3 separate regions of the Homo sapiens genome follow, and regions 1 and 3 are each linked to region 2. Evidence: chromatin loops called from intact Hi-C (ENCODE). Cell type or tissue: heart right ventricle. All regions are shown on one strand. Each heading gives the region's core, and the rest is flanking DNA. Links, peaks and the distances in the headings are about the cores only. Region 1 overlaps LOC100288254 (a long non-coding RNA gene). Region 2 overlaps FBXW11 (F-box and WD repeat domain containing 11). Region 3 overlaps STK10 (serine/threonine kinase 10).

What was found. Peaks named below come from ENCODE experiments on the same cell type or tissue, not always from the same donor. Only the 100,000 strongest peaks of a DNase experiment are listed, where the experiment ranks them.
Region 1: it touches region 2 in a loop (6-fold over the local background); 38 of 110 quality-filtered maps call a loop at or near these places.
Region 3: it touches region 2 in a loop (17-fold over the local background); 101 of 110 quality-filtered maps call a loop at or near these places.

The regions. Positions count from the first base shown.
Region 1 is chr5:172,287,396-172,298,392 of GRCh38, forward strand. LOC100288254 (a long non-coding RNA gene) reads left to right here. Exons shown (of 2, transcript NR_130933.1): 2 at 9,339-10,981. Among named protein-coding and RNA genes, the nearest start is that of UBTD2, 9.1 kb to the left of the region's middle. In heart right ventricle, for the core only: a CTCF peak has its summit at 6,286 (motif pointing left); a DNase peak (open chromatin) is centred at 6,206.
Region 2 is chr5:171,906,503-171,917,499 of GRCh38, forward strand. FBXW11 (F-box and WD repeat domain containing 11) reads right to left here. Exons shown (of 14, transcript NM_001378974.1): 3 at 7,841-7,903; 4 at 4,070-4,295. Among named protein-coding and RNA genes, the nearest start is that of FBXW11, 95 kb to the right of the region's middle. In heart right ventricle, for the core only: CTCF peaks have their summits at 5,810 (motif pointing right) and 6,010; a DNase peak (open chromatin) is centred at 5,821; H3K27ac peaks cover 594 bases.
Region 3 is chr5:172,034,467-172,045,463 of GRCh38, forward strand. It overlaps STK10 (serine/threonine kinase 10), which reads right to left. Exons shown (of 19, transcript NM_005990.4): 19 at 7,613-10,556. The coding sequence ends at 10,416. Among named protein-coding and RNA genes, the nearest start is that of FBXW11, 33 kb to the left of the region's middle. RefSeq lists a silencer at 718-787. In heart right ventricle, for the core only: CTCF peaks have their summits at 5,900 (motif pointing left) and 6,108; a DNase peak (open chromatin) is centred at 5,895.

The sequences.
Region 1 (10,997 bases), core at 3,571-8,570, 380 kb after region 2:
ACTGTTTTATAGTATCTTTATTAAGATATTCATATACCATGTATTTCACCAGTTTATTTTTAATTGACAAATAACTGTATTATGAGGTCACAGTGTGATGTTTAGATACATGTTTACAATGTGGAATGACTAGGCTAATTAACAAATCCATCACCTCACGTATTTGTCTTTTTTTTTTTTGAGACGTAGTCTTGTTGTTGCACAGGCTGGAGTGCAGTGGCACAATCTGAGCTCACTGCCACCTCTGCCTCCTGGGTTCAAGCGATTCTCCTGCCTCAGCCTCCCAAGTTACTGGGATTACAGGCGCCTGCCACCACGCCCAGCTAATTTTTGTAATTTTAGTAGAAATGGGGTTTCGCCATGTTGGCCAGGCTAGTCTCAAATTGCTGACCTCGTGATCTGCCCACCTTCGCCTCCCAAAGTGCTGGGATTACAGGCGTGAGCCACCGTGCCCCGAGCCACTGCGCCCCGTCCACGTGCTTCTCTTTTTTGTGGTGAAAACATTTAAGATCTACTCTGTTAACGATTCGGAAGTATACAGTGCATTATTATAGTCACCATTCTGTGCAGTAGGTCACTAATGCCTATTCCACCTAACTGAAACTTTCTACTCTGGAATCAATATCTCCCTTTTCCCCATCCACCCCCACCCCTTCACCAATTTACATTGTACAAGTCAATGGTTTTTAGTATATTTACTAAATATCAATAGTCAATGAATTTTAAAACATTTTTATCACCCTAAAAAGAAACCCTGTACCTATTAGCAGTCACTCCCCATTTCATTCTATCCCCTACCTCACCCCAGCCCTAGGCGACCACAAACCTTTCTCTTTTTTTTTTTTTTGAGACGGAGTCTCCCTCTGTCACCCAGGCTAGAGTGCACTGGCACAATCTCAGCTCTCTGCAACCTCGCAGTTGAAGTGATTCTCCCACCTCGGCCTCCCGAGCAGCTGGGACTACAGGTGTGCACCACCATGCCCAGCTAATTTTTTGTATTTTTAGTAGAGATGGGGTTTCACCATGTTACTCAACCTTCCAGGCTCAAGCAATCCTCCCACCTCCCCCCGCCTCCCCCCCGCCAACCCGCCACCCGCCGCCAACACACACAATACCCAGTAGCTGAGACTAACTTCATTCCTCTTTATGGACAATATTCCATTGTATGGATGTACCACATTTTGTTTATCCTTTCATCAGTTGGTGGTTATTTGGATTGTTTCCATTTTTTGGGTATTGGAATAAAGCTGCTATGAACATTCCTGTACAAGCTTTTGTGTAGCCATATGTTTTTAATTGTCTTGGATTTATACCTAGGAATGGAATTGCTTGGTCATATGGTAACCCTGTTTAACTTTCTGAAAAATTGGCAAATTGTTTCCAAAGTGGTTTTGACTTGATTTTCCTAATGGCTAATAATGTTGAGCATCTTTTTATGTACTTATAGGCCACTTGTATATCTATTTTGGAAAAATGTCTACTCAAGATACTTGCTCATTTTTTTTTTTTTTTGAGATGAAGTCTCGCTCTGTAGCCCAGGCTGGAGTGCAGTGGCATGATCTTGGCTCATTGAAACCTCTGCCTCCCAGGTTTAAGTGATCCTCCCGCCTCAGCCTCCTGAGTGGCTGGGATTACGGATGCCTACCACCATGACTGGCTAATTTTTGTATTTTTAGTAGACACGGAGTTTTGCCATGTTGGCCAGGCTGGTCTCGAACTCCTGACCTCAAGTGATCTGGCCGCCTTGGCCTCCCAAAGTGCTGGGATTACAGGTGTGAACCACTACACCCAGCCTATTGCAGGTTTTTTACTTTTGTGTGTGTGTGTGTGTGTGTGTGAGACGGAGTCTTGCTCTGTCACCTAGGGTGGAGTGCAGTGACGTGATTTTGGCTCACTGCAACCTCTGTCTCCTGAATTCAAGTGATTCTCCTACCTCAGCCTCCCAAGTAGCTGGGATACCAGGCACCTGCCACCACGCCTGGCTAATTTTTTCTCTTTTTTTTTTTTAGATGAAGTATCACTCTGTTGCCCAACCTAGAGTGCAGTGGTGCAATCATAGCTCACTGCAGCCTTGAACTCCTGGCTCAAGCAATCCTCCCACTTCAGTCTACCAAGTAGCTGGGTCTACAGGTGCACACCACCATGCCCAGCTAACTTAAAAAATTTCTTTTTGGGCTGGGCACGGTGGCTCACACCTGTAATCCCAGCAATTTGGGAGGCCGAGGTGGGTGGGATCACCTGAGGTCAGGAGTTCAAGACCAGCCTGGCCAACATGGTGAAACTCTGTCTCTACTAAAAATACAAAATTAGCTGGACGTGGTGGCACATGCCTGTAATCCCAGCTACTTGGGAGGCTGAGGCAGGAGAATCGCTTGAATCCGGAAGGCAGAGGTTGTGGTGAGCCAACATCTCGCCATTGTACTCCAGCCTGGGCAACAAGAGCGAAACTCCATCTCAAAAAAAAAAATTCTTTTTGTAGAGATAGGGTCTTGTTATGTTGCCTAGGCTGATCTCGAACGACTGAGATCAAGTGATCCTCCTGCCTCAGCCTCCCAAAGTGCCGGGGTTACAGGTGTGAGCCACCACACCTGGCTTAACTTTCTTTTCTTTTTTTTTGTTTTAATTTTGGAGACGGGATCTTGCTCTGTTGCCCAGGCTGGAGTGCAATGGCACAATCTTGGCTCACGGCAGCCTTAACCTTCCAGGCTCAAATGATCTTCTCACCTCAGCCTTTCTAGTAGCTGGGACTACAGCTGCATGCCACCATGCCTGGCTAATTTTCTTTATATTTTGTAGAGACAGGGTCTCACTATGCTGCCCAGGCTGGTCTTAAACTCTGGCCTCAAGTGATCCTCCCGCCTCAGCCTCCCAAAGTGTTGGAATTACAAGCGTGAACCAATGCTCCTTGCTTAACCCTCTTGATAGTGTCTTTTGAAGCACAAAAGGTAGTTTCCTTTTTTTGTTTGTTTTTTTTTTTTTTGGAGATGGGGGTCTCACTATGTTACCCAGGCTAGACTCTGACTCCTGGGCCCAATCCATACTTCCACCTCAGCCTCCTGAAGAATTGGGACCACAGTCATGGACCACTGCACCAGCTGATTTTAATGAAGTCCATTTAACCTATTTTTTTCTTTGATTGCTTGTGCTTTGGGGCTCATATCTAAGAAACCATTGTTGGCTGGGTGCAGTGGCCCGTGCCTATAACTCCAGCACTTTGGGAGGCAAAATGCCTTGAACCCCAGAGTTCAAGACCAGCCTGGACAACATAATGAGACCCTGTATCTACAAAAAAAATTTAAAGAATTAGCTAGGCATGGTGCTGTGTGCCTGTGGTCCCAGCTACTTGGGAGGCTGAGATGGGAGGATCACTTGAGAATGGAAGGTCGAAGCTTCAGTGAGCCATGATCATGCCATTGCACTCCAGCCTGGGTGACAAAGCAATATACCATGTCCGAAAAAGAAAAAGAAAGAAAAACAAAAAGAAACCATTGTCTAAGGCCATGGAGATTTACACTCTAAGAGTTTTATACTTTTAGCACTTACATTTAGGTCTTTGATCTGTTTTGAATTAATATTTTTATTGTGGTAAAATACATATAACATGAAATAACTTATTTTTATTTTTTATAAATGTATTTGAACTAAAGATGGGATTTTGCTATGTTGCTTAAGCTGGTCTTTAACTTCTGGCCTCAAGCAATCCTCCCACCTTGGCCTCCTACAGTTCTGGGATTAGAGGTGTGAGCTACTGCACCCAGCCTGACTTAATATTTATAAATGATGTAAAGTAGGGATCCAACTTCATTCTTTTGCATGTGGATTTCCAGTGTCCCAGCATCATTTGTTGAAAAGATTATTCTATCCACCCCCGCCCACCTTTTTTTTTTTTTTGAGATAGAGTTGTGCTCTTGTTGCCTGGGCTGGAGTGCAATGGCACGATCTCGGCTCACTGCAACTTTCGCCTCCCAGGTTTGAGTAATTCTCCTGCCACAGCCCCCCAAGTAGCTGGGATTACAGGAATGCACCACCATGCCCAGCTAATTTTGTATTTTTAGTAGAGACAGGGTTTCACTATGTTGGCCAGGCTGGTCTCGAACTCCTGACCTCGAGTGATCCACCCACTTTGGCCTCCCAAAGTGCTGGGATTACAGGCGTGAGCCACCACCTCCGGCCATTCTTTCCCCATTGAATTGTCTTGATGCCCTTGTCAAAAATCAATTGACCATAAATGTTAGAGTTTATTTCTGACTGTCAGTTTTATTTCATTGATCTTTTATGTCATGATTATGCGAGTACTACACTGTCTTAATTACTGTAGTTTTACAGTAAGTTTTGAAGCTGGGAAATTCAAGGTTGTATTGTCCTCTTTATGTACTGTTGCATTCTATTTGCTAACTTTTTTTTTTCAGAATCATAAACAGCTCTTTTATTTCTATATTAAAATGATTTTTGTGGCATATTTAGCAATTTAAAAAAATTGTTATTTTAGGTTTGGGGGTACATGTGAAGGTTTGTTACATAGGTAAACACGTGTCATAGGGGTTTGTTGTACATATTATTACATCACCCAGGTATTAAGCCCAGTACCCACTAGTTAGCTTTTCTGCTCCTCCCCCTCCTCCCACTCTCCCTCCTCCAGTAGACCTGTGTCTGTTGTTTCCTCCTTTTTTTTCTTTCTTTCTTTTTTTTGAGACAACGTCTTGCTCTGTCACCCCTGGAGTGCAGTGGCATGATCTCAGCTCACTGCAAACTCCGCCTCCCAGGTGCAAGTGATTCTCCTGCCTCAGCCTCCTGAGTAGCTGGGATTATAAGTGCTCACCATCACGCCCGGCTAATTTTTGTATTTTTAGTAGAGATGGGGTTTCACCATGTTGGCCAGGCTGGTCTCAAACTCCTGACCTCAGGTGATCCGCCCGCCTCAGCCTCCCAAAGTGTTGGGATTACAGGCTGAGCCACCGTGCCTGGCCTGTTTCCTTCTTTTGTTTCCTTCTTTGTGTTCATAAGCTCTTACCATTTAGCCCTTATAACATTTTGTTCTAAATTATTGCATCTCTGGTTATGAATATTTGCCTATAATTTTTTTTTGAGACGTAGTTTCGCTCTTGTTGCTTGAACCGCCTCCCAGGTTCAAGCACTTCTCCTGCCTCAGCCTCCCAAGTAGCTGGGATTATAGGCATGAGCTACCATGCCTGACTTTTTTTTTTTTTTTTTGAGACAGAGTCTCGCTCTGTCACCCAGGCTGGAGTGCAGTGGCATGATCTCGGCTCACTGCTCGGCTCACTGCAACCTCTGCCTCCCGGGTTCGGGCAATTCTCCTGCCTCAGCCTCCCGAGTAGCTGGGATTACAGGCATGTGCCACCAAGCCTGGCTAATTTTTGCATTTTTAGTAGAGACAGGGTTTCACCATGTTAGCCAGGATGGTCTCGATCTCCTGACCTCATGATCCACCCACCTTGGCCTCCCAAAGTGCTGGGATTACAGGTGTGAGCCACCGCACCTGGCCCTAAGTTTGTATTTTTAGTAGAGACAGGGTTTCTTCATGTTGGTCAGGCTGGTCTCGAACTCCTGACCTCAGGTGATCCACCACCTCGGCCTCCGAAAGTGCTGGGATTACAGGCGTGAGCCATTGCACCCAGTGTCTATAGTTCTTTTTTTCCTTAAAGGTCTTTGTCCACTTTTTGTATCAGGTATTATTTTGATTTTATGGAAGAGAAAAGGAAACTCTAAAGAACGGAGGAATGCAGATAAGCAGCAGCAGCAACCCTAGGGCTGAGACAGTGCACTTAAGGAAGAGGCCCTTCTAGGGCTGAGAGCCAGTGCCCCATTGCTGGAGGGGATATGGCCTTGGCTTGGTGAATGGCAGAGAAGTTCCTCTTGTGCCACACCAGTGGAAGTTGCTGGAAATCCCTTCTCTAGGACTTGCTGATAATATGCCCTGTAATGCTGAAAGGCTGTTTATAGGAGGTACCCCACTTAGAGCCATTCTGCTGTGAAACTACCGGGTACTACGAAGTACCTGGAGAAATTGCTCATTGCTAGGTGGTGTAGGCTTCTGCATATTGCAGGATCTGGGCCTTGGAGAAGCTGCCCACCACCTCAGGAGCCTGGTGCTGGAGCAACATATATACTGAAGGAGCTATGCTAGAGAAGCTTGTTTGTGCCGCAAAAGCTGGCCACTTAGAAAGGCTGCACACAGCGCAGGAACCTGGCACTGGAGAAGCCACCCAGGCTGTGGAAACCTACTGAGTGAGTGAGCCTCCTGCAGTGTCTCTCCAGTGCCCTCTACTGTCAAAGCTAAACATTGTGCCAGCTGGCAAAGAAACAATATTTAAAGGGCCCATATTCATTTTCACAGAGCAGGCAATGAAGATTGAGTTTGCATCTGAGATTCAACAATTTGATAACTGGCATAATGTTCTACCTGAAAACTTTAAAACCTGTGCTTCACAACTCTTGGATCTAGGGAATTACAGAAATTAAAGAATTGCTACAAATCCAAATCTATGGGATATATGTAAAGCACATATCCCCAGAAAAACTCATATATCAAAAGAAAATTCATAGCCCTGTTAAAATTTTTAGACAAATTACATTAAAGCAGAATTTATTTAAGCAAAGAATAATTCATGAATCAGGCAATCCTCAAAACCAGAACAGGTTGAAAGATTTGTAGCCTGCAATGTGGGCAGGCAGCACTTATGAATACTTCAGGTGATTACAGCTCAGCATTTGCTTTATTTGAACATGGTCTAATCAGTTGCCCAACTGTGATTGACTGAGGCTTGGCTAGTGTGACCGGCTGAGACTCAGCTACTGTTACAAAAGTATACTCCTAAGTTAGGCTTGTAGTTCGCTGATGTACTAAGGTTACAATTTGTTCCATAAGGACTCAAGTACAGAGGCATCCTCAAGCCAAATTTAGTTTAACAATTCCTCCATTTTGGTCAGCCTCTCAATTTTTGAGAGATTGACCTAAACCTTGAGCATTGATGCCACTCTCTGTCACCATTGCAAATGGACCTATTTGGTTTTAGTATGAAATTCACAAGTCACAAAGTCACAGCAGTTGAATAATTCTTGATGTTCTTGATGATCTAATTGAAGTGAGACCACTGAACACTCAATGGATGGCTTCATACAGACATTTAAGATGACATTTAAGATGGGCATGGTGGCTCACACCTGTAATTCCAGCACTTTGAGAGGCTGAGGCGGGTGGATCACCTGAGGTCAGGAGTTTGAGACCAGCCTGACCAACGTGGTGAAACCCTGTCTCTACTAAAAATACAAAAATTAGCCAGGCATGGTGGCGCATGCCTGTAATCCCAGCTCCTCGGGAGGCTAAGGCAGGAGAATCCCTTGAACCCAGGAGGCGGAGGTTGCAGTGAGCTGAGATCGCGCCATTGCACTCCAGCCTGGGTAACAAGAGAAAAACTCTGTCTCAAAAAAAACACAAAAAACAAAAAACAAAAAAACAAGAGGATATAGTGTACTAGGGGGATTATTATGATGACTGTCAGGAGGAAAATACCAAAAGACTAAAGAGTACTCTTCAATAGGAGTCCCCATGAACCAAACAACCAAATCAAACAAGTCAAAGTTCATACAATATAGGCATCTGAGTTCATTTGGTCATAGTCTTTGTTGAGGCACAATGGCAATTGAGGACCATAGTTCACTGTAGAGTGGTCTGATTTAAAGAGGTATCCAGTTTTGTTGTTAGCCTGTTAACACAAGTCATAGTAACCTGAAGACCCACTAGAAGAACATAAAGATTGGAAAACCTTGGAAAAGCCAAGCTTGCCATCCACCATTTAGGATGTCTGCAAGCCAACTGTTGTTTGCTCCTATAAATACATCGTGTTTCCTTTTTCTTGAGACATTTCCTTAATGTATTTGGTGGCAATACCTAAAGAAACAGCAATATCAGCTGGGCAAGGTGGCTCACGCCTGTAATCCCAGCACTTTGGAAGGCCGAGGCAGGGGGATCACCTGAGGTCGGGAGTTCGAGATCAGCCTGGCCAACATGGTGAACCCCGTCTCTACTAAAAATACAAAAATTAGCCGGGCATGGTGGCACTTGCCTGTAATCCCCGGGAGGCTGAGGCAGGAGAATTGCTTGAACCTGGGAGGCGGAGGTCACAGTGAGTTGAGATAGAGCCACTGCACTCTAGCCTGGGCAACAGAGCAAGACTGTCTCAAAAAACAAAACAAAACAAAAAATCCAGCAACTTTATTTTTAGAGATGCGGTCCTGCTAGGTTGCCTATGCTAGACTTGAACTCCTGAGCTCAAAGCTATCCTTCTGCCTCAGCCTACTGAATAGTTGAGACTACAGGTGTGTGCCATCATGCCCACCTACCATCAACCACCTTTTAAATTAAGCTTTCTGTAGTAGCAAAATCAGGGGAAAGATAGGTACAAGATTCAGTTTTGTTTAGGACCATGCACAAGCCCTGAGCAAAAAGAAGAGCTAAAGCTGTTGATGTTCCTTAAGGGCTTGTTTTCTTGTTTTTTTTTTTTGTTTTTGTTGTTGTTGTTTTGACAGAATCTCGCTCTGTCACCCAGGCTGGAGTGCATTGGTGCAATCTTGGCTCACTGTAACCTCCGCCTCCTGGGTTCAAGCAATTCTTCTGCCTCAGCCTCCCGAGCAGCTGGGATTACAGGCACGCGCCACCACGCTTGGCTAATTTTTGTATTTTTAGTAGAGATGGGGTTTCACCGTATTGGCCAGGCTAGTCTTGAACTCCTGACCTCAAGTGATCCACCCACCTCGGCTTCCCAAAGTGCTAGGATTACAGGCATGAGCCATCGCACCCGGCCCCATTAAGTGCTTTTATTGAAAATGTATGTTGTCATCCACATTTCAGAGGGCGACTTCTACTTATCTGAACCCCTGGGAAGTCTGATTGGCCAAAAAGTCCAAGATTTTTCCCCAAGTTATGAATTAGCTTCAATTCGATACTAACAATACTCCACAATTATCAAGAGTGAGCCCCCAAGAACCCCATTGGAACTGTTCCTCAATGGAAACTAACTTGTCTTCATATACCCAACAATTGCTCTGTTTTTTTGCTGGAGCATGAACCTTAGCTAAAGCCATCCACAAATTATGGTCCCATGGATTTTCCTGGAGAGAAAAGGAAAGGATTAGGGCAGCAGGAAAGAGGGGGTCAGGGGAGGATAAGGCTTTCATGATGCAAAGAAGTCTTGACCCATGATCTTGGGAAAGAGTCCACATCTAGAATGCCTTCTGCTTCTGGAGGGAAAAGTTCCCTCACCAGCTTTACCTGAAAGTCTCCCACAGGTATACAGCTTCAGGAGTCTCGAATCCCACAGGTATACGGCTTCAGGAGTCTCGAATCCCACGGGCGTACGGCTTCAGGAGTCTCGAATCCCACGGGCGTACGGCTTCAGGAGTCTCGAATCCCACGGGCGTACGGCTTCAGGAGTCTCGAATCCCACGGGCGTACGGCTTCAGGAGTCTCGAATCCCACGGGCGTACGGCTTCAGGAGTCTCGAATCCCACGGGCGTACGGCTTCAGGAGTCTCGAATCCCACGGGCGTACGGCTTCAGGAGTCTCGAATCCCACGGGCGTACGGCTTCAGGAGTCTCGAATCCCACGGGCGTACGGCTTCAGGAGTCTCGAATCCCACGGGCGTACGGCTTCAGGAGTCTCGAATCCCACGGGCGTACGGCTTCAGGAGTCTCGAATCCCACGGGTGTACGGCTTCAGGAGTCTTGAGGGGCTCCTTTGAGTTGAGAGTTGTGGATCCAAGTCTCAGAGCACTGAAGTTTTGTGGCAGAGAAGAACTTGTTATGGTCCCTTCCAATAGAGTTCAAGGACAGTCTTTCTCTGGTGTCATTTCCAAAGGACTCAATCGCTGAGTTTTGGACTCTGAGAAATCTAGTTGTCATCTGCTGGTGGGTCATGAAGGCCCCCCCTTTTTTTCTTTTTCTTTTTCTTTTTCTTTTTTTTTTTGAGACAGAGTCTCACTTGATCACCCAGGCTAGAGTGCAGTGGCGTGATCTTGACTCACTGCAACTTCTGCCACCCAGGTTCAAGCAATTCTCCTGCCTCAGCCTCCCAAGTAGCTGGGATTACAGGCGCCTGCCACCACACCTGGCTAATTTTTGTATTTTTAGTAGAGACGGGATTTCATCATCTTGGCCAGGCTGGTCTTGAACTCCTGACCTCGTGATCCGCCTGCCTCAGCCTCCCAAAGTGCTGGGATTATAGGTGTGAGCCACCGCGCCCGGCCTGCCTTTTTTTTTTTTTTTGTTAACCTAGTGAAAGTATGCTTTGGCATAATGCATTAAAGCCTTGCACTACTGAATCATAGCAGAGTTTATAAGAGTAGAAGATACATGAGGTTCTATTCTTAGGGGCATAGGCCTTCCAGTGACTGTTTCTTTTCTTTCTTTCTTTTTTTTTTGAGATGGAGTCTCGCTCTGTCGCCAGGACTGGAGTGCAGTGACACGATCCCGGCTCACTGCAACCTCCACCTCCCAGGTTCAAGCAATTCTCCTTCCTCAGCCTCCCGAGTAGCTGGGACTACAGGCGCGTGCCATGACACCCAGCTAATTTTTTATTTTTAATAGAGATGGGGTTGAAACCCCCATGTTGGCCAGGCTGGTCTCAAACTCCTGACCTCAGGTGTTCTGCCCTCCTCGGCCTCCCAAAGTGCTGGGATTACAGGCATGAGCCACCATGCCCGGCCCAGTGACTGTTTCATAAGGGGTCAAGTTACATTTTCCACTGAGAGGGGAATCTGATTGCCATCAAGGCCAATGGTAATACTGTTAGCCAAGGCAATCCAGTCAATTCACTTAACTTTGCCAGTTTCAGTTCCAAGATGCCATTTGTCCTTTCAACCTTTCCAGAAGACTAAAGGTGATAGCAACAATGGTAATGCCATTGTGTTTGTAACACTTTATTTTATTGCTTTATAACTTTCCGAGTAAAATTGGTATCTCTGTCAGTGGAGCTTTCTTTT
Region 2 (10,997 bases), core at 3,616-8,615:
GTGAATAATTAAAATTTCCTACCAATAAATCTTACTACCTCTGGAGAAGCAGGTGTTTCCTGCCTCTCTGGGCTTTTTCTTAAGCTGCCATCCTCAGAGTACCCAATAGATGCCAGGCATATTATAACATATTATCATTAATCCTCACACAATACCCATAAAGTATTACTATTATTCCCACACAGAGGAGGAAACTGAGGCTCCAGAAAGTGGGACCACACAGCTGTAAAGTGTAAGGGCTAGGATTCAAACCAAGGGCCTGTGTGACTCCAGCACCCATGCTTTTTCCTGTCACGCTGCTCTGGCCGTGTACCCATCCTAAAGCCTTATCTACGCTCTGTTTCTTCCACATCTCCTGGGACTTTTAATCTAATCTCTGTCACATTTATGGTCCATAATGGCTTATCATCCTTTCTTGGGGATAAGACAATTGAATAAACCAGGGCCAGACAGCCAAGTGTTTCAAAACTCTTAATTGCTTAGACACCTCAACAAACCGATCACCAATGCTTATCATCCTTTTTGAAGTACAATCTGTCCCTACTTTACATGGTATGAATTTTCCCATTAACAACAGTTCTTACAAACCGCAAACTCAGCCTGCAGAAATTGACATTGCAGACTAAACATTTACTATGATTTTTAGAAAGGCATATCATAATTATCACTTTTTCCACTGAGCCAAAAGGAGCCAGAGACCACAAACATTTTCCATTTTCCCTATACTGACAGGTATGATATTCACAGCAAGCATTTAAAAGCTATAATTATAATTTTTACAGAATTAATGGTTTTCACAATCAAATGAAGTCGTAAGTTGACTGTCAATTTCAATAGTGTAAAAACCTCAAACTCAAGATGATGTACAGTAAAAATGAAACACCAAACTAGTATAATGATTCATAAGTTGCTCCACACATTATTAAATCTAAGTATGAACATGGACACAGACCTGTTTCTCCTGTGATGCTCTTAAAGCAGAGTCTGTGTTAAGGAACTAATGCCATGTTTAATCTAGGTCTACTAGATACTAACTAACACAATCAACTTGGCCAGCTCGTCCTCAGCTATTAGATTCATATGTATGATATACACTGACATATGTATATATGTTCAGATCAAGTCCTGTTAAAACAAATAGCATTTTAACTAAAGTATTTCCATGTCCCAGCCAATGGTCCATTCATTTCATGTAATATTCAATACCACAAAATTCCACTTTAACAGAGATATGGACAATGCCTTAACATTCGCTGTAATGAAAACTGAATTGTATGCAATTATACTAACCATATTTATATACATAACACATGTTCATCTGTTCTGCTTCTTCTCCAAGGCTGTATACTCCCTAAGAGATGGGGTTGCCTCTGAACTATACTCTGAAAAATCAAGAGAACTTCAACAGTGCCACCTTGTGGCTACTCTGCAAATACAAGGTGAGTTCCCTGGCCCTCTAAAACGTTTGAGAAGCAAATTACAGGGAAGAAAATAAAACCAAAACGGTGGAAAACAAACAATAAATTGAATTGCTTGAGAAAAATGAAGGCATCCTCTCATCAGTTAAAATCACTTATGAGGGACAAATACAATCACCAACTTAAAAAAAGACTCTGTCTTTTCTTGGTGTGAGATGCAGTCTGATTCTATAGGTTTCTGGGTTTGAGTTCTGCACATACAGAGAAGCTGCATCATATGTACATGCCTCATCTTACTTCCATTCACCTGTAATTCTCTCTCACGCAATCAAAAGCATGTCTCCATCTCCCCCTCCCTGGATCCCTCCCTCATAATTAAAAGTGAGAATTATTGAACTGAGTTGTAATCCTTACATTCAGTACTTGGGGCCAATTTAAGGAATTTTCCTTAGCCGTTGTACTAATTTTTGAACCAACCCCTACCATCATTCACATCACCACCACTATAATCAAGATGTGTGATTCTGGGCATCTCACCCAATTAACTTCTCCTTGGCTTCCTAATCTACACAATGAAAAACAGGACTAAGTGATGGCTAAGATCCCCTTCAGCAATTAAATAGTATGATTCTAGAAAGAGAGGATTTACGTTTTGCTTTCCTAGAGATTCTAATGGAAGAAATGAGCAAGTCATGCTAGATTTCAGCATAAAAAGAACGGCAGTGTCAAATTTTTCTAAGCTAACTCTCAAATATCCTTAAAACTCCCATTGTAGAAGGTAAACTTACACGTTTTGGAAGAGAGATTAGAAATCAGAAGCTGGTTTGTCAATTTGCAGCCTCAGGTTTCAGGCCTGAGGCCTGAGCCTGGGTCTTGTTTGCTGTGGAAGTACTTAGAACATGAGTCTTGTTTGCTGTGGAAGTACTTAGAACACGGAGTCCTGATGTTCTATAAATCACAGATAGGCTAAGGGAGGAGCTACTCTTTAAGAAGCTATCCTGTAGCTCTGACAAGGGCTAGGGTTGTGGTAATGGTACTGGCTCATCCCTGGCTACTTCTAGGCTTATTTTGACATGGCAATTTTAACCACACACTACACTGGCCACATCAGAGGAAAACATTCTGGCCAGCATTCTCTATAGGAGTGAAATCTCTATATCTTACCTAGCCAAATTTAAATTGAGAATTTTTTAAAAAACAATATAGAAACAGAAAAAAATTCATGATTAATCATATTCAAAGGGGAGTTCAGCACAGTGGTGCATGCCTGTAGTACCAGCTACTCAGGAGGCTGAGGTAGGAGTATCACTTGAGCCCAGGAGCTCAAGGCCAGCCTGGCCCACACAGCAAGATGCCACCTCGTTGAGAAAAACAAAAAGGTGGTACAGAACACAGCAAATTTTAAATTATTTTTTAAAAATCAAAGGGAAATAAATAGGTGGAGCACAGTGAAACCATTCTGTAGGAGACTCTTAAGGCAGATATATGTCATTAGACATTTGACCAAACCCACAAAATGAATAACAGCAAGAGTAAACCCTAATGTAACCTATGAATTTGGGGTAATAATGATGTGTCAGCTTAGGTTCATGAATTGTAACAAATGTACTGCTCTGCTGTGCAATGCTGATAGTGGGGCAGGCTGAGGGAACGGGTTATGTGAATATGGGAATTCTCTGCATTTTCCCTTCAATTTTGATCTGAACCTCAAACTGCTCTAAAAATATAAAGTCTACTTTTAAAAATCAAAGTAAATTTAACCAGATGTGTGTGTGTGTGTGTGTGTGCACGTGCGCGCGTGCATGTACACACCTATGTGTGTATGAGACATATATGGGAAGACAGTAGTGAGGGAGAGGATGCAGAAACAGCTTTTGAGAAATATAATAAAGACATGCTACCAGTTTTCCCAATGTATTTTTGCCATTCCTTAAGTGCCACTTCAGATACAAATGAATGCCCTAAACTTTTGGGACACTTCCCAAACATACAAACTATGTTTGAAGGGAAAAGAGTACCAGTTTTTTTAAAATTACATACAAAGGCAAAGTGCAGACTCTAAACTACATCAAAATAAAAAGCATATCATTAACTCATTCAACAGACCAAATGAAGCAACAGTTATGACCAATAATGAACACTTTTTTTTTTTTTTTTTTTTTGAGACAGAGTCTCGCTCTTGTTACCCAGGCTGGAGTGCAGTGGTATGATCTCGGCTCACTGCAACCTCCACCTCCTGGGTTCAAGCTATCCTCCCACCTCACCCTCCTGAGTAGCTGGGATTACAGACATCTGCCACCACCCCCGGCTAATTTTTGTACTTTTAGTAAAGACAGGGTTTCACCATGTTGGCCAGGCTGGTATCAAACTTCTGACCTCAAGTGATCCACCTGCCTTAGCCTCCCAAAGTGCTGGGATTACAGCTGTTAAGCTACTGCGCCTGGCCAGGAATGAACATTATTAAAGATACTGCCTATATTTCCTAGATAGATACTAAATTATAATTCCTCGAGTTCCATATATTAAAGTATGCGTCCCAAAGAAATGCTGCCTCACACAGTACTCATTCAATCATTTCATAAATATCCACCTAGGTCCTTGGGCCGGGCATTCTTCAACTGCTCAGCTTTTGAAAAGACAAGTACAGTTACCTGGTAAAGCGGTAATAAAGTCCCGCTGCAACATGGGCTTCAGGTAAGAGTTAATATGTCCATGCTGATAATGACACATTCGTGAAATAAGATGTTCCACAAATTCCACTTGATCTGATTCAGACCACTGGTCAAAATATTTAATACACAAGTCTTTTTCTTTTTGATAGTTTCCTTCTGATGGCCTCTTTCTGGAGACGATCACAGATGATGTTCCATTACTTATCTATTTTAGAAAAACAAAAAAAAAATTAGTTTAACAAGGAAAGAAACCTAATTAATATTTCATTAGAAATATTTTTCACCCTGTGTATTTAATCTTAAAATGCCACTTTTACCCTAAAGCCAAACTCATTCCTTTACTAATTCATTCAGGAATTAAAAATGTATTCAGGGTCTGTGTCCTCAAATTAGTCACTACAGGAAATGCCAAAATTGTAGCTATTTCTAAAAGGCACCTTAAATTATCATTTTCCAATGCTTACTACAAAATGATGCTCCAAAGGTATATACTGGGTATCTCTATACACGGGATATATATGAATTATCATCTCCAAAGATAGCTAATGCTGGAGATAACCATCTTAGAGAAACTGCTCAACTTGGCAAAGTGGCAACTGATTATTAACAGTTTGTTTTACTTCCTCAAAGTTCAAAGTTAATGCTACATACATTTATGCTAATGGTTCTCAAACTTGAGCTAGCATCAGAATAACAGGAGGGATTGTTAAACACACAGATTGCTGGGTCCCACCCTAGAGGTTTCGGTTTTATTAGTCTGGAGTGGAGCCCATGAATTTCTATTTCTAACAAGTTTCCCAGCAATGCTGATGCCACCCGTCCAGAGACTACACTTTAGGGACCACATGTTGAGAACCACAGGTCTATATAACAAAGATAAGCTGTGTTGTGTTGAAACCTGAAAGCAATTCAATCCAAAAAGCTTCATTTTACCCAACAGTTTCAATCTCCTCCATACTTTCCCAGGGCTACTAATCTGGCAGAACGGTTTAGACTTTCCCATCCTTCTTTTGATTACCTTCTCAGAAAGTGACCCAAGGTAAATAAACCATGTATACCTGAAAAGCTCTGCATCTTACGTAGGTGGTTTATGGACAACTCACAGACTCTTATACTAACAATGCATTTCTCATCAAATCTTCCTACAAGTCCTTACATAAAATCAGTACATATTTTTTAAAACTGAAACTACATACACTGCATCTGGACAGTAACATTAAAAATAATCTCAATCACTAGACTCAAACCACAACTACTATGAAGTGCAGTAACCTCCCTGTCTAAAAACAAAATAACCTCAATACTTTTGTCAAACATTTGTCAAGCTATCTATTGACCACTATTCTGACAGCCTCCTCATACATAATACCAGAAAAAATAACACAAAAGATAATTCTAAGAACTGAAGAGCTGAATTACAAATACCTATTAATTCCGTTAGGAACTTATCTCAGGAGTCTTACATGGAATGAACCAAGAGCTTTCACTATCAGTATGTCCCCTAACTTAAAGTGGACTAAATCCATCCCAGAGAAAACATCCTTTATAAATATCCAAAGGAGTCTTCAGTTTTCCTTCACACAAAATCTTGTCTGAAGTTCTTATGTCCATATTTAGAGGTATGAGATGGGAAGGCATCTATCTTCCACTCAATTTATCCTAGCGCCCCACTGTCGAGGAATGTTTCTTCCCTTGTATCTTGGGTGAGGAAAAGCTCACTGACACCAGGTACCACCAGGGGGAAGCATTGAACAAGGATTTTGAAATTTTGCTTTTACTAAGACATTTGAGTCTTAACAGATCCAAAAAATAAGAGTTCAAAACAGAGATGAAAAGTCTTTGCTGTGATGAATATTGGCAAGAATAAGGGGCATCTAAGTTGCTTTAAGCATAAGAATGTCCACCACAATATAACAAGGAAAAGTTAGAAATAACTGCCCAATTACAGGCAACTATTTAAAACAAATTCTAACTCATCACCATTAAGAGCTATAATGTAAGCCACTAAAACTAGCATATAAAGTAAGATTTTGGCCAGGCATGGTGGCTCATGCCTGTAATCCCAGCACTTTGGGAGGCCAAGTTGGCTGGATCACTTAAGGTCAGGAGTTCGAGACCACTCTGGCCAACATGGTGAAACCCTGTCTCTACTAAAAATACAAAAAGAATTAGCCAGGCATAGTGGTGGGCGCCTGTAATCCCAGCTACTCAGGAGGCTGAGGCAGGAGAAATGCTTGAACCTGGGAGGCGGAGGGTGCAGTGAGCTGAGATTGCACCACTGCACTCCAGCCTGGGGTGCACAGCAAGACTGCGTCAAAAAAAAAAAAAAGTAATATTTTTATAGCAACAGAACATGCTTATGAAATAATATCAAGAAACAAAAGGCAAGATCCAGGATTTTATAAAACATTATGATCACAGTAATTCATGACAAGGGGAACACACCATGACAGAGTAAAGGATATACATCAAAATCTCAAAAGTGCCTTATCTTAAGAAAAAAAACTATGTATGCTTTCCTTCCCCCTTTATTTCTATATTTGATTCCAAATAACTTGCCAAAATAATGGTTCATAACAGGTTAAATATAATGATAACAACTTGCATTTGTGTACTGCTTTATAATTTACAAAGTACTTTCACAGCCATTAATTCATTTGATAAACAAAAGTGTTATTTTATTTACAGATAAGTTCCTAATCATCTGGCCTCCCTAGAGTGTTTGTATAACTATTAACTAGTTGACTGAAAGATAAATGAAAGAAAAACTGAAAGCTAAAGTGTGAAGAACCACTGCCAATTGAAAAATCATAGTAAATGAAGAGCATCCCACTGCAAAATAATAAACGTGGAGGGTACAAAACTCAGTCTGTACACAGTGTTAAGAAGAAAATAACAGCATGTGCACTATTCTATAGCACATTTTCAATATGCTATTTCCAGCCACGTGCTCAGCCCAGCAAGCTCTTCCTAGCATTGTTTTTCTTTGCTTCATTTCCTCTTAAATGTGTTGGATGCACTTTGTTCCTGCTAACTAATCTATCTTTTCAGTTTCAAATCAAATGAACCCAGAGAATTTATTTTTACATTATTATCTTCAGATTTAGATTTGTTTTGCTTTTAATCCTGTCTTCATGAAGGGGAAAGCCATGTGTACCAGCATGGTTGATAAACCACCAAATCGTGAAACTTTGCTTGCTCCCCAAACCCCCAACCACACACACATACACACACACACACACACACACACACACACACACACACACACACACACACACACACAACCTGGGAAATTGGGAAGAAAACTGGCAAACCTTAAACTAGAGCCAAGGGAGAAGGAGACAAGCTTAAAAGGAAAAGGCAAACCAATGGAAATGGGAGAGAAGAGTAAAGGTTGAGAGCAAAAGGAGAAAAGGTCATCCATGTATACACTGGTGTGTGGCATGGTGCCATTCTGGTGACAAAGGATGCCATCACTGTCCATCTTTGGCTTAGGCAGAGGCCACAGACAGAACATTTTAGGCTACAGCCAACTTCAGAATCTTTGTGGAAACTCCAAAATTATTTAGCATATTTGTAATGACAATTCCCTATGGAATGAAGATAAATTAGGGTGGATTCTGAAACTAGCAAAACTGCACAAAAGAAAACAAAATGCTTGGCTCTTGATTCCACTGAGGACATTAACTGAGGGAGCATCCTATCTACAGTAAGTCAGTTGCTATCTAATCTGTGCGCCGTCATTCCTACCTGCCAAAGAGTATTTTTCTTTGGGGACTCATCTTCATTTTGATCTTCCATAACTGAAGTGTTCTAGGGGGGGAAAAACAGGTTATTTGAATTATACCAAGTTTTGCAAATCCTAAATAACTACAATAAATAATTTTGAAAACCCAAACTAGAGTGTACCAATACAAACCCAAGAACTATTTGGCTTTGTGGCTAACACATGCCATTTTGGGTCAAGGGAGATGTGCTCATCTTTCATAAATCGATAAAGTTAGTGGTTAGACAAAAGCAAGCATAAAGTCATTATTTACAAAGGTTGGGTGTGCTTAGAAAAAAAGGCTAAATTGTGGGAGTAAGGCTGAGGCTCAACCTCCGTCATCACTGTTTTTGTACTTGTGACAAGAAATTCCAAAGACCCATGAGGTTTCCGATGATTGCACAAAACATTTACTAGAAGGTCTGCTATTCAGTAATGCACCCCAAGGAATCCGCAATTAGAAGTAGCAAAGCCTTGGAAGCCCCCCTGCCTTCGTCTTTCCTCCCCTGATAGCCTTGTTTTTCTGGAATGGCTTTGCAATCTCTGCTAGCAAGCATAGCGGGTGCCCCAACCTTCTCCCTGAAGAGGAGGATGCTGTTAGCCAGTAACAATCTGGCTTGCCTTGGGAATGCATTAGCTTTTGATTTTTGTGCTTACTGCACAAAGAGGTACTGTGTAATTATTCTTTCTGGTGATCCAGTCGCTCAATAGATGCCCATTAACTAGAGATTATACATGATTGGATTTTCCCTTTTGAAGCTCCCACCTAATGGCTAAATGGAAACTTAATGAGAAGGGGAAGTGGGCTAGTTGTGCTCTGAAAAGAGTAACAACTCATTTATGGATAGCAGTCTCTCTAAATTCCTTCCAAAACCTAAAATTATAAGACTGGGGTATAAAATTTAAACAACATTTGTCTCATAGTATTATTCAAAAGGATATTATAGATCTATTTAAGGTATCAGTGTTTTACAAGATCCTGTTTGTTGTCTTTAGGGAATAAGCCTCTCTCAAATTTTCCCTATTTTTCCTTTATGTTCTACAAGTCCTAAAATGTTTGGACTATTTATACAGTATTTCCAAACAATCCATTTGAAAATACCAATGTAGGTAATGATGTAAGAATCACCACTGAACACTAGCTGCTCTACAGGTCACAAAACTGGCTCTGATCAGGAATGCAGTATGATGGAGTAGGAAAGTCAAAGGCTTTGAAGCCAAAGAGAAGTTGGATTCCTGATTTGGTCACTCATTCTGTGTGTGTGTGTGTGTGTGTGTGTGTGTGTGTGTGTGAGCCTGAGCAAGTTCTTTTACCATGGGAACAAATACAAACACACAGAGTTGTTGTGGGGATGGAGACTGCCCTACACAATGCTTAGTGCATAATGGGTATTCCAAAAAACATTACTTCACTCTCCGATTTGAAGATGCTACTTTTCACTGTGGCATTATTCACAACAGCAAAGACTTGGAACCAACCCAAATGTCCATCAATGATAGACTAGATTAAGAAAATGTGGCACATACACACCACGGAATACTATGCAGCCATAAAGAAGGATGAGTTCATGTCCTTTGTAGGGACATGGATGAAGCTGGAAACCATCATTCTCAGCAAACTATCGCAAGGACAAAAAAACAAACACTGCATGTTCTCACTCATAGGTAGGAATTGAACAATGAGAACACTGGAGACACAGGAAGGGGAACATCACACACTGGGGCCTGTCGTGGGGTGGGGGGAGGTGGGGGGATAGCATTAGGAGATATACCTAATGTAAATGACGAGTTAATGGGTGGAGCATACCAACATGGCACATGTATACATATGTAACAAACCTGCACATTGTGCACATGTACCCTAGAACTTAAAGTATAATTTAAAAAAAAAATGAGAAAAAAAAAAAAAAAGATGCTACTTTTCCCCTGTGTTATCTTCTTATGCTTTTCTAATTTCAGAGATTTTGACAGGATGCTCCAGATGGCCGCCTATGGGGAAAACCTGACTTTCTCAGTAAAATCTTATAAACCCCACAGCATCAAGGTCCACAATGAGGGAGAGGGACAGGAGGGTGGGGCTCTATGTGAAAATCAACCATGAGCTAGAGAGGAAGGCAGTGTGTCCAAGAGTCCAAAACAGGACTGGAGTGGTGAAAGCAGTAAGTAATTCTGAATGGGATGAAGAACAAGGAAACAAAGGTAGTATTTATGGAGGTCTCTCCATGTAATCTTTTCATTGCTATCTTGAAGGGACCTAAGAGTTTAAAGCAAGCAGGTTTCCTCAGGGGAATAAAGAAAGGGGGAGCAGTGACTCAGTACAGCATCCCCTGAGTTTGGTAGTTACAAAGCCGTCTTGCAAGGCCACAATGTCTGGGTTCTAAGAGTGGTAAGGAGAACAAATGGCTGGAAACATGAAAGGTGGAGCACGGAAAGGAATGAGGAATTAAGTGGAAGAGAGATGGGAAGTCAGTCCCCACCCCATGTCTCCAGGTACTGCAGAGGAAACATATGAGGGATGTATATATGGTTTTGTTTTGTTTTCTGTTTTTTGTGGGGTTTTTTTGTTTTGTTTTGTTTTTTAAATACGGAGTCTTGCTCTGTCGCCAGGCTGGAGTGCAACGGTGTGATCTCAAATCACTGCAACTTCCACCTCCCGGCTTCAAGCGATTCTCCCGCCTCAGCCTCCCAAGTAGCTGGGACTACGGGCACACACCACCATGCCCAGCTAATTTTTGTATTTTTAGTAGAGACAGGGTTTCACCATGTTGGCCAGGATGGTCTCGATCTCTTGAACTCGTGATCTGCCCGCCTCAGCCTCCCACAGTGTTGGGATTACAGGCATGAGCCACTGCACCCAGCCAAGAGATGTATATATGTTTTAAACTAAAAGCTTTTGAAATATAGGAGCCAGAATCCTCCAGAGCTATTGTGACCTAAACCACCTTAATATTTTCTTTACTTAAGATGGAAACACAAGAAATGTCAGACTTCCCTGTACACTATACATGAAACAACTCTTCACAGTGAGAAAATTTCACTCTTCATTTATTCCAAAACAGAGAAATGATGTTTACTTATATGGTTGATAAGGAAACAACCCCCTGAAGAAAATAGCAGCTATTGCCTTAAGGCTTCATAAAG
Region 3 (10,997 bases), core at 3,572-8,571, 130 kb after region 2:
CTGCCTGCCTTAGCCTCCCAAAGTGTTGGGATTACAGGCGTGAGCCACTACGCCCAGCCAACAATCTTTTTAAATGCTGCTGAAGAGGACTTCTGACTTCACATCTTGCCTTAAACTGGTAACTGTCTCACCTGAGCCTGTCATTTTCTCTCATGCATCAACAGCATCCAGCAACAATAAACGAATTCTGCAGTCCCTTAAATTATTGCTTCCTCTGAATTGTACAAGCCAATGCGACCCCTTCCAGCTGTATTCAATTCTAATTTTCCACAGGTACATATTTCACTAATGGCAACGATATAGCATACCAGGCACTAACAACACTTCCCTTATGATCAGTAATAGGGTCCTTATTGCCATCTGGCCAGCAAGTGATTGAATTCCAAATCTCATCCTTAGAGTCCATTTCCTAGGACAATTACCAGTTCCAAATGTCTTAAGTAGGGTTATTCAGAAGCAGAATATGAAATGAGAACTTGTGTGCAAGTGATCTATTAAGGAAATGCTCCCGGGAGAAATTGGAAAATGAATAGGTGAAGGAGGATAATGGAGGGAAAATGCAAAGCAAGGGTGCAGTCTCAAGCAAAGTCCTGTGGGTGGGTAGTTTCAGCCTGATCCCACAGGGGAATTTCAGAATATAAATTATGCCTCAGAGTTTGTCCTGACTTGTTGCAAGGGAGCTGGGCTTTCATACTCCCACACCAGCCAGTCACTGGCTGAGACCCACCCATCTCAGGGTGGGTGGATGTAAATTCTCAGGCACTTCTGACTCTGACTCCAGTAGCCAAGAGCAGGCCTTTAAAGAGAGCCTCAGGTGTGGACGGTTAGAAGCAAAAGCCTCAGGAACTGGGGCGAGGCAAACAGAAACCATAAAAGGGGATCTGGGTGGAGCCCAAACAGTATCCACTATGTGCTTGTTATTTTTCCTCCCCAACTCTCTTTTCACTCCTCTGACCCTGGAGGAGAAGAGCAAAGTGGCAGAAACGGTGAAGACACAAACTACATTAGAATAGGCTAGGTTAAGTTACAGCTGTGGTAACAACCCTAAAATCTCAGCAGCTTACCCCCATTCAGTTTACCTTTTGCTTATGCCTTGTGTCCTGTGTGGATTGTGAGGGGCCCTGCTCTCCATGGTCACCAGGGGTAAAGTTGTTGGAGGTTCTGCTGTCTTGTTCTGCACCATCTAAAATCCACAGCCTCCTCGTGTGCTTTAATAGGAAGAGAGAGACCAGAGGGTCGCGCTTGGCTTTTCTTTTTTTTTTTTTTTTTTTTTTTTTGAGATGGAGTCTAGCTCTGCCGCCCAGGCTGGAGTGCAGTGGCGCGATCTCGGCTCACTGCAAGCTCCGCCTCCCAGGTTCATGCCATTCTCCTGCCTCAGCCTCCCGAGTAGCTGGGACTACAGGCGCCCACCACCACGCCCAGCTAATTTTTTTTTTTTGTATTTTTAGTAGAGACGGGGTTTCACCGTGTTAGCCAGGATGGTCTCGATCTCCTGACCTCGTGATCCACCCGCCTCGGCCTCCCAAAGTGCTGGGATTACAGGCGTGAGCCACAGCACCCGGCCTGCACTTGGCTTTTTAGTGTGCTTCACCATAGGTGTGACAATCATGTCATTAGGCAGAATGGGTCACCAGGACTTGCCTGACTGCAGGGAGGCCAGAAATGTAGAGGATCCAAATGGTGCATTTGGTGAGAATTGTCCCAACCACACCGGTCTTTGTCACTATGAGCTTCTAAGTTTAGTTTAAGCTTGAGCTGGGTGAGAAGGAGGTTATTTTTTTGAGACAGGGTCTCGTTCTGTCACCCAGGTTGGAGTGCAATGGAGTGATCTTGGCTCACTGCAACCTCCACCACCCTGGCTCAAGCTATCCTCCCACCTCAGCCTCCTGAGTAGCTAAGACAACAAGTGTGTGCCACCACGCCCAGCTAATTTTTTGCATTTCTTGTAGAAACAGAGTTTCATCATGTTGCCCAGGCTGGTCTCAAACTCCTGAGCTCAAGGGACCCACTCGCCTTGGCCTTCCAATGTGCTGGGATTATTGGCATGAGCCACCATGCCTAGCCTGAGAAAAAGTTTTATTTTATTTTATTTTATTTATTTATTTATTTATTTATTTTTGAGATGGAGTCTAGCTTTTGTCACCCAGGCTGGAGTGCAATGGCACGATCTCGGCTCACTGCAACCTCCGCTGCCCAAGTTCCAGCAGTTCTCCTGTCTCCACCTCCCAAGTAGCTGGGACTACAGGCGCCCACCACCACACCCAGCTAATTATTGTATTTTTAGTAGAGACAGGGTTTCACCACATTAGTCAGGCTGGTCTCGAACTCCTGACCTCAGGTGATCTGCCTGCCTTGGCCTCCCAAAGTGCTGGGATTACAGGCGTGAGCTTCCGCACCCAGCCGAGAAAAAGTTTTACATCAATGTGAAAGTAAAACGTGGTAACTAGACTTTACAAAGTGATTTTGGAAAAGGTATGAGATTTGCCAGATAATTTTTTTTTTAATCATCAAGGTAGAGGGAAATGGTTTTACCTAGCACAGAAGATATGTAGTCACATGAAAGAATAAGATTCCTAATGAAAAACCAGAAAATAGCCAGAATCCCTAACTGTATAGTACTGATTAAGTAGATAATAAACATTCATAGGGTGGTGGGTTAATTAGCCACTTAAAACGATGTTTCTGGCCAGGCGCTGTGGCTCACACCTGTAATCCCAGCACTTTGGGAGGCCGAGGTGGGGAGATCAGCTGAGGTCGGGAGTTCGAGATCAGCCTGACCAATATGGAGAAACCCTGTCTCTACTAAAAATACAAAATTAGCTGGGCATGGTGGCGCATGCCTGTAATCCCAGCTACTCGGGAGGCTGAGGCAGGAGAATGGCTTGAACGCGGGAGGTGGAGGTTGTGGTGAGCCGAGATCACACCACTGCCCTCCAGCCTGGGCAACAAGAGCAAAACTCCATCTCATAAATAAATAAATAAATAAATAAATAAATAAAGTTTCCAGAGAACTTTTAGTAACATTGTTAAATGTTCATAATGTAATGTAAGTGAAAAAACTCAGTATATAAAGCTGTATATGAAAATCCCTTCCCATCTTTTACCTAGATTACTGTAAGCACCCTGATTGTCAGCCACCCTCCAGCCCCTGTCCCTCCAATTTGTTTTTTTACAGTGCAGCCAATCATCTGCCTACAATATCAAGCAGAGGCCATACCTTGTTTGCAGGATAAAATCCAAATTCCTCTTCATGGTTTGCATATATCTCTCCCTAGTCAAGCCTCCTCTCCAACTTTATTTTTGTCAACTACCCATCTTATGCTCTAGTCTCAAACTTATAACCTCCCAGCCGAGATATTTCCTCTGAGCACCAGATGTGTGTACACAAATGACATCTCTCTGTGGATGTCTCATAGGCATCAAATTTATTATTTTACTTATTTTATTTTGTGAGATGAAGTTTTGCTCTTCAGGGTCTTTCTCCCATTATCTTGATGAATAGTACCTGGCTCCCTTCTAGTCATTTAATCTCTTTAGGAAATTGTCACTTAGCCACACCCTTAGTATTCTCTCCCAAGCTTACTTTTTCACTCTTTACATGGCCAAGCTGAGAACTTTCTAGATCTATTCTGCTTCTCTTTTAATTATAAATTCTGTCTTTAAGTCATTTCTTTGCTCTTGCATCTCACTGTATGTCATTGAAAGCAGCCATGCAGCAGCCTGAATGCTTTGTTGCTTAGCTGCTTTTTTTTTTTTTTTTTTTTGCCAGATACCCTAGTTCATTGCTCCTAAATTCCATAAAGTCCTAGGACACAAACAGAATTCCACCAAGTTATTTTCAACTATGTAACAAGAATGGCCTTTACTCCAGTCTCTAATACCTTGTTCCTCATTTCCATTTGAGACCTCACACAGAATGGCATTTACTGTCCATATTTCTATCAACATCCGGGTCATGAGCATTTAAGTAATGTCTTAGAAGATTCAGACTTTCCCCACGGCTCTTCTCTCCTGAGCCCTCACCACAATCACCCTTAATGCTCCATTCACGGCAGTGTAGGCTTTTTCTAGCCTGCTTCTTCCCATTTTTCCAGCCTCTACCCATTACCCAGTTCCAGAGTGGCCTCTACATTTTTCACAGGTGTTTGTTATAGCAACAGACCACTACTCAGTACCAATTTTCTCTCTTAGTCAGTTTTCTGCTGCTATAACAGAATACCATAGACTAGGTAAATTGATAAAGAACAGAAGTTTATTTGACTCACTGTTCTGGAGGCTGGGATGTCCAAGAGCATAATGCCAGTGTCTGGCAAGGGTAATCCCATGGCACAAAATAGAAGACAGAAGTGAGCACATGAGACAGAGAGAGGGAATTGGGCAAACTCATCCTTTTTTTGGGGTGGGGAGGGGGGAACGGAATCTTGCTCTGTCACCCAGGCAGGAGTGCAGTGGTGCAATCTTGGCTCACTGCAACCTTCGCCTCCTGGGTTCAAGCGATTCTCCTGCCTTAGCCTCCTGAGTAACTGGGATTACAGGTGTCCGCCACCACATCTGGCTAATTTTTGTATTTTTAGTAGAGATGGAGTTTTCACCATGTTGGCCAGGCTGGTCTTGAACTCCTGACTTCAGGCGATCCACCCACCTCAGCCTCCCAAAATGCTGGGATTACAGACGTGAGACACCATGTCGGGCCAACTCATCCTTTTTATCAGGAATCCATTCCCATGATAACTAACTCACTTCTGCAATAATGGTATTAGTCCATTCATGAGGGCAGAGCCCTCATGACCTAATCACCTCTTAAAGATTCCACCTCTCAATATCCTTATAGTGGCAATTAAATTTCAATGAGTTTTGGAGGGGACATTTACACCATAGCAAGGCGTCAGCTAAAAAGTCCTACTTCCGGCCGGGTACAGTAGCTCACGCCTATAATCCCAGCACTTTGGGAGGCCAAGGCAGGCGGATCATGAGGTCAGGAGTTCGAGACCAGCCTGACTAACATGGTGAAACCCCGTCTCTACTAAAAATATAAAAATTAGTCTGGCGTGGTGGTGGTGCATGCCTGTAATTCCAGCTACTCAGGAGGCTGAGACAGGAGAATCGCTTGAACCCGGGGGGTGGAGGTTGTAGTGAGCCAAGATCACGCCACTGCACTCCAGCCTGGGCGACAGAGCTTGATTCCATTAAAAAAAAAAAAAGTCTTACTTCCTCCCCTCATGGAGCCTGCAGTCTTCCCTTTCCTTCTGAAAGCCTCAAACCTCTGTGGCCAAAAAACTCTTTTAACCTCATCTCAGTCTTTTTCAGCTGGTCTCTTGAATTGCTAAGGCCATGATTTCAACTGTCCTTCCCCTGAGTAAACTCCCCTTCTTCTGACTGCCCTTGGGATAGATAAGTGTTTTAGCCTGGCATGTTAGTCTGGACCTGTCCATCTCTTCAGCCTCATGACCCATAAAGCATTTACCCTAAACGATATCGCAGTCTCTGAATGCACACGTTCTGGCACATACTAGTTTGTCTTCCAAGACTCAGCATCACCTTCTCTGGGAAGTCTTCCCTGATTCTCCCAGGCAACGTCAGTCTGAACTTACACTCTGCTTTTCCAGGTCTGTTTCCCTACAAGGACAAGGAGACAGTGTCAGTGTCTTACTCATCTCGGCATCTCCAGCACATGGTGCTTAAGAGGTGTCGAATGAGGAATGATCTCATTTCCCGAGTCCTAAGAATCCTCTAATGCACTGTTGTTTTGTCAGTTTCATGAATTATTTTTCACTAGAACCTCAATCATTTTTCTAGCCCTTAATGGCAGGCAGGCCGGCTGCTTATTTGTTTGTATCCCCCAGACAGTAATCAATGTGAACTCCGCACTGACCTTGTGGCTGCGGCCTGCCCCCTGCTGGTCAGAAGGTTTCTGGGACAGAGACAACTCAAGGCTGAAGAAACAGGGGTTCTAAATCATTTTTTGCGCCGTGGACTCCTTTGGCATTCCACAAAGAATATGAATCCCTTCTCAGAATAATGCATATTTTTTGAGACAGTCTCGCTCTGTCGCCCAGGCTTCAGTGCAGTGGCACGATCTCGGCTCACTGCAACCTCTGCCTCCTGGTTCCAGCCATTCTTATGCCTCAGCCTCCCGAGTAGCTGGGAATACAGGTGTGCCACCACGCCTGGCTAATTTTTGTATTTTTAGTAGAGACGGGGTTTCACCATGTTGGTCAGGCTGGTCTCAAACTCCTGACCTCAAGTGATCCACCCGACTCGGCCTCCCAAAGTGCTAGGATTACAGGCTTGAGCCACTGCGCCTGGTGGCTTCTCAGAATAATATTTTCAAGTGTGTAATATAAAGCACATAGATTACAAATGAAACCAATCATATGGAATACAGGTAACAAAATACTGGAAAACCTGTATATATTTTGTATGTGATATATATGCCCATGTAATGTGATATATGGATGTATATACACATATGCACGTTAAATAACAAGATCTAGTAATAGGTCTAATAGCTACTGTAATTTCAAAGTGATAAAAATATTTTGAGATCTCTACCACAGCTGCAATGTGATATGAAATATCTGGGATTTCTACTGGTGACAGTCACAGCTACTGCTAATACTACTACAGTTTGTAGTAAAACTAAAGACCAAATCTTTTGCCATCCAGATACCAAGACACCCTGAATTCTACATATGGATCCATTGTGGGAAGAGTCTATGGACCCAAAGTTAAGAAAGCCTGAATCGTGTTTCAGAGGCATGGCAGACAGATTCTTTTAAATACGGCAGGGATGGCTAGTGGCTAGGCATCTGTACGACCCTTGATTAGTTCAAGTGGCAGTTGAGTGAGACACGGGAGGTATGCCAGAAACACCTCTGGCAGAAGGTCCAGGTTTGAACCTTATAGGCGTCACTTACAGTGTTTTGAGAACTGGCTTGACCCTTCCCTTTGCCTAGTGCCCATTTCCTCATCTAGAAAATGAGAATGAGCCTGGTGTGGTGGGGGGTGGCTCACACCTGTAATTCCAGCTGTTTGGGAGGCTGAGACAGGAGGATTGCTTGAAGCCGGGAGTTTGAGACCAGCCTGGGCAACATAGTGATCCCCCCTGCCCTGTCGCCTGTCTCCACAAAAAAAAGCCAGGCACCGTGGCTCATGCCTATAATCCTAGCTACTCAGGAGGATAAAGTGGGAGGATCATCTGAGCCCAAGAGTTTGAGGTTACGGTGAACCATGATCATGCCACTGCACTCCAGCCTGGGTGATAGGGAGACCCTGTCTCTAAAAAAATAATAAATACATAAAATGGGAATGATGGTGTCTTCCTCCGATTGTTGAAAGGATTCAGTACATTAACAGGTGAAAACTTTTTGGGGTCAATGAATGTTTGTTGTTAAATGAGAATGATATTAAATGTCTGTAGAGAACATGCCCCATGACATGCTCTCTCTCAGCCAAGCATAATGTCTTTCCAAAGAGAAACCCGAAGTCTGAGCTGCCGTATGACCTGGGAGGCACCTGCGTACTTGGAAGATAAGCCCTTTCTTGCCGGGTGAGTATGGTTAAGTGTGCCCTGCTTTCCACCCCAATCCAAAAGAACAACCTGAACGGCAAATAACCTTGTTATTTTATTAGAAGCATATTTACATTCTTGTAGTTAACTTTCCAGAGAACATTTTACAAAAATTTTGTATAAAGTCTGGAAACTACATAAAAATAATTTCTATCTTTCATAAAGGGAAAATAAAAGTTAGTTACATTTACTCTAAAACCAGACAGAGGAAAAAAACCCAGTTCTGTCTGTCCCTTATACAGAAAGCACTAACACAGGGCACGAGGAATACCGCGTGGGCCTCTCAGAGATGGGCATTGCACGGTGGCTCCACGGTGAGGCTAGGTGACCCCGCCAGTCCCCATCCAGAAAAGCACAGGGGAGCTCTGAGGGCTCAGGCGGCACTGAGCGGGGACGCGGCAACTCCTTGAAGGGCAAAAGTGATGTGAAGGACGAGCCACGAGGGGAATGATCACAGACTTTCACCTGAACCATGAAACTGGCATTTCACCTAATACTTTCTCACACGCCAGGCTACACATGGAAATACTGTAAGCAAAGCCCAAAGCAGCCCTGTCTGGTGGTTCCCAACGCTGGCCTGGCCTGGTAGAACTGGGTCTATGTTCTGCAGTTACACTGCCGCTAGTTCATGTTTCCCCAGCACCAATGCACCAAAGAGAATAAAAGGAGACAATTGTTTCGCTTGTCTCATTTGTGAGAGACCTAAAAAACACCCCCATCTGGGTCAAATTCTGCAGCAGGCAAGCTAAATGCTCACTAACCTGAGAACCATTGCTAGCTCCAAGAGAATCTTGACTGTGCATTTAAGATTTGGGCAGTCCCCTTTTCCTGTTGAAGGGCTGCCCCTCCCTTCCCAAGCATTCAGTTATAACCAATGTTGAGAAAATTTCCAGGGAATTGCTTTAGAAAGACAGAGTATACAGAACCTTAACCTAGCTGGGTGCAGTAGCATGTATCTGTCGTCCCAGCTACTCAAGGTTGAAGCGGGAGAATCAGTTGAGCCACGAGTTTGAGATCAGCTTGGGCAACATATTAGAGACCCTGTCTCAAAGAATTTTTTTTTTTTTTTTTTTTGAGAGACAGAGTCTCGCCCTGTCACCTAGGCTGGAGTGCAGTGGTGTGACCTTGGCTTACTGCAACCTCTGCCTCCTGGGTTCAAGCGATTCTCCTGCCTCAGCCTCCCGAGTAGCTGGGATTATAGGCATGCACCACCACGCCTGGCTAATTTTTGTACTTTTAGTAGAGACAGGGTTTTGCCATGTTGGCCAGGCTAGTCTCGAACTCCTCACCTCAGGTGAGTCACCATGCCCGGCCTAAAAATAAAGAATCTTAAATCTGTAGGAGTGAAGGCGGAAAAAGTCCTCCCAGGAAGTCTCAACCACTCTACCACCAGCGAAACACTACCCAGACTCAATATGCCCGCATGATTACTCCAAATCATTACCAGTTTTGTGTTGTTGTTCTTGTTTGTTGTTTTAAAAAGCAGATATCTTCCTGGAGAAACCATACATTTTATAGTTGTTTCAATAAAATAATTAGAAATCAGGGTGAAAAAAGGTTTCCTTGTAAGTAAACCCGCATACTGGTTCAAACATTTGCTTTTATTGCGTTATATACATTCTGCAGCTGTAGAATCAGAATCTGGGGGAAGCCAACTGAGACCCCGAAGGCCCAGCAGGAGTCCATCTGAGGTACAGAACCTGTGCTTCTGCCATGTTCCTGGGGCAGGGGCATTCCATTTCCCCCTGATGCTTTTTCTTCCTGAAGAGAAGTCCAACAGACTGCCAGCCCAGGTCTGAAATGCAAGGTGGGACTCCTGAACACAGTCGGGGGGATGGGGCAGAGGCAAACAGCCCTCCTGTTTCACCTGCAGACAGGGTGGGCCAGAGTGCTATGGAGCAGACTGGGTTGTGGAAGCCTCGTGTGCTGAGGAATCAGTCCCTGCACACAGGAGCCTGTGCGGGGGCCAGCACGCATCGCAGCCTGGCAGTACAGCCTGTGCTTTTCCATGCCTCCGGTGCCAACACCCCGCACGTGCCACACCAACTGCTCCACCTAACATGCTCAGTGGCACAGGCTCAGGCAGCAAACGTGTTCCAACCCACCTGGGCAGAAGAGGCCAGGCCAGCAGACCAAGTCCTGTGTGTACGCGTATGTGTGTGCATTCACACCCATGTGCAGGAAGGGGGACGCGAGATGGCATGAAACACGGGAGAAGCAGAATAAACATTTCAGCCTCCCTCTTTCCCCGGTCCCCGCCCCCCACATAGACAAGGCTTTGTCTTAAGTGGAAAGCAAACTGGGAGAACAGGAGGAATGAGGCCATCTCCTGAGCAGCCAGCTGCAGGCCTGGCTCCTCTGGGAACAGAAATGGCTGTGAGGGACTTGATGATTGAGTGACTCTGCAGGGAATGGCTGAAAAACCAAGAATTCCAGCCCGGATGAGCCCACGGGGACTTCATCAGCAGTGCTTTGTCCCACAGAGAGCAAAACTGGTATTTTCGCAAACAGGAGAGGACTCGAGGCCACAGAACACCCATTCCTCTTGGACCCTGACCCCACCAACAGCCCCATCCCTTCCAGCTTGAAGGGATCTGGGGCTCAAGGAGAATATACATTAGGTTCAGGTGACAAATAATTACACCTCACCCTCCACAGGCCAGCAAGAAGTCAGGAACGCTGGGGCAGGTCTATCAGGCACAGTTGGGGTGGCACAGGGCGAGGGGCTGGATTTGAGCTGGCACAGACGCAAGAGGGAAAAGGGGTCCTGAGTTACATGTTCACAGAGAATGAAGGAGAAGGCCCTGGGGCCCACCAAGCTGCCAGCCACAGCCCCGGGCGGTTGTTAAGAAGCATCCGCAGAACTGTAGGGGAAGAACTTGGCGGCCTTGCTTGGGGTGGAGGGGTTTGGGCACTCCGCCTCCTCGCTCAGCTTGAAGAACATCTCCTGCTCCCGCTTCTTCTGGTTCAGATCCTCTTCCAGAGCCTAGGGAAGAGAGAGGATGGATGGCACTTGGTGAGATCTGCAGGCCACACGTGGGTCTCCCACTCACAGGACCCCCACTGACATGGCCTTCTCTGGAACATTCCCTTCCAGGCCTCAGTGCTTGAGAAACTACGGCTTCCCTATTTCCTACCCTAGAGCTCCTCCCACAGGAGGTAAGTACCACCTCCTGCCACCGCCACTCAGAAGCTCCCTGTGGACTGAAGGGTACAGTTGGGGGAAATGTCAATCTAGACGGGGCAGGGAGGAAAAAAAAGCAGATGCAAATCCCCTGGCAGGAAAACAGCCAAATGACTGGAGAAAAACCCGAGGGAGAAGATGGAGAGAGACTGAGCAGCAAAGGAAGCAGAGATGTCAGAAGTTTTTTTTTTCAAAATACACATGCCTGAGTTGAGATTGCGCCACTGCACTCCAACTTGGGCG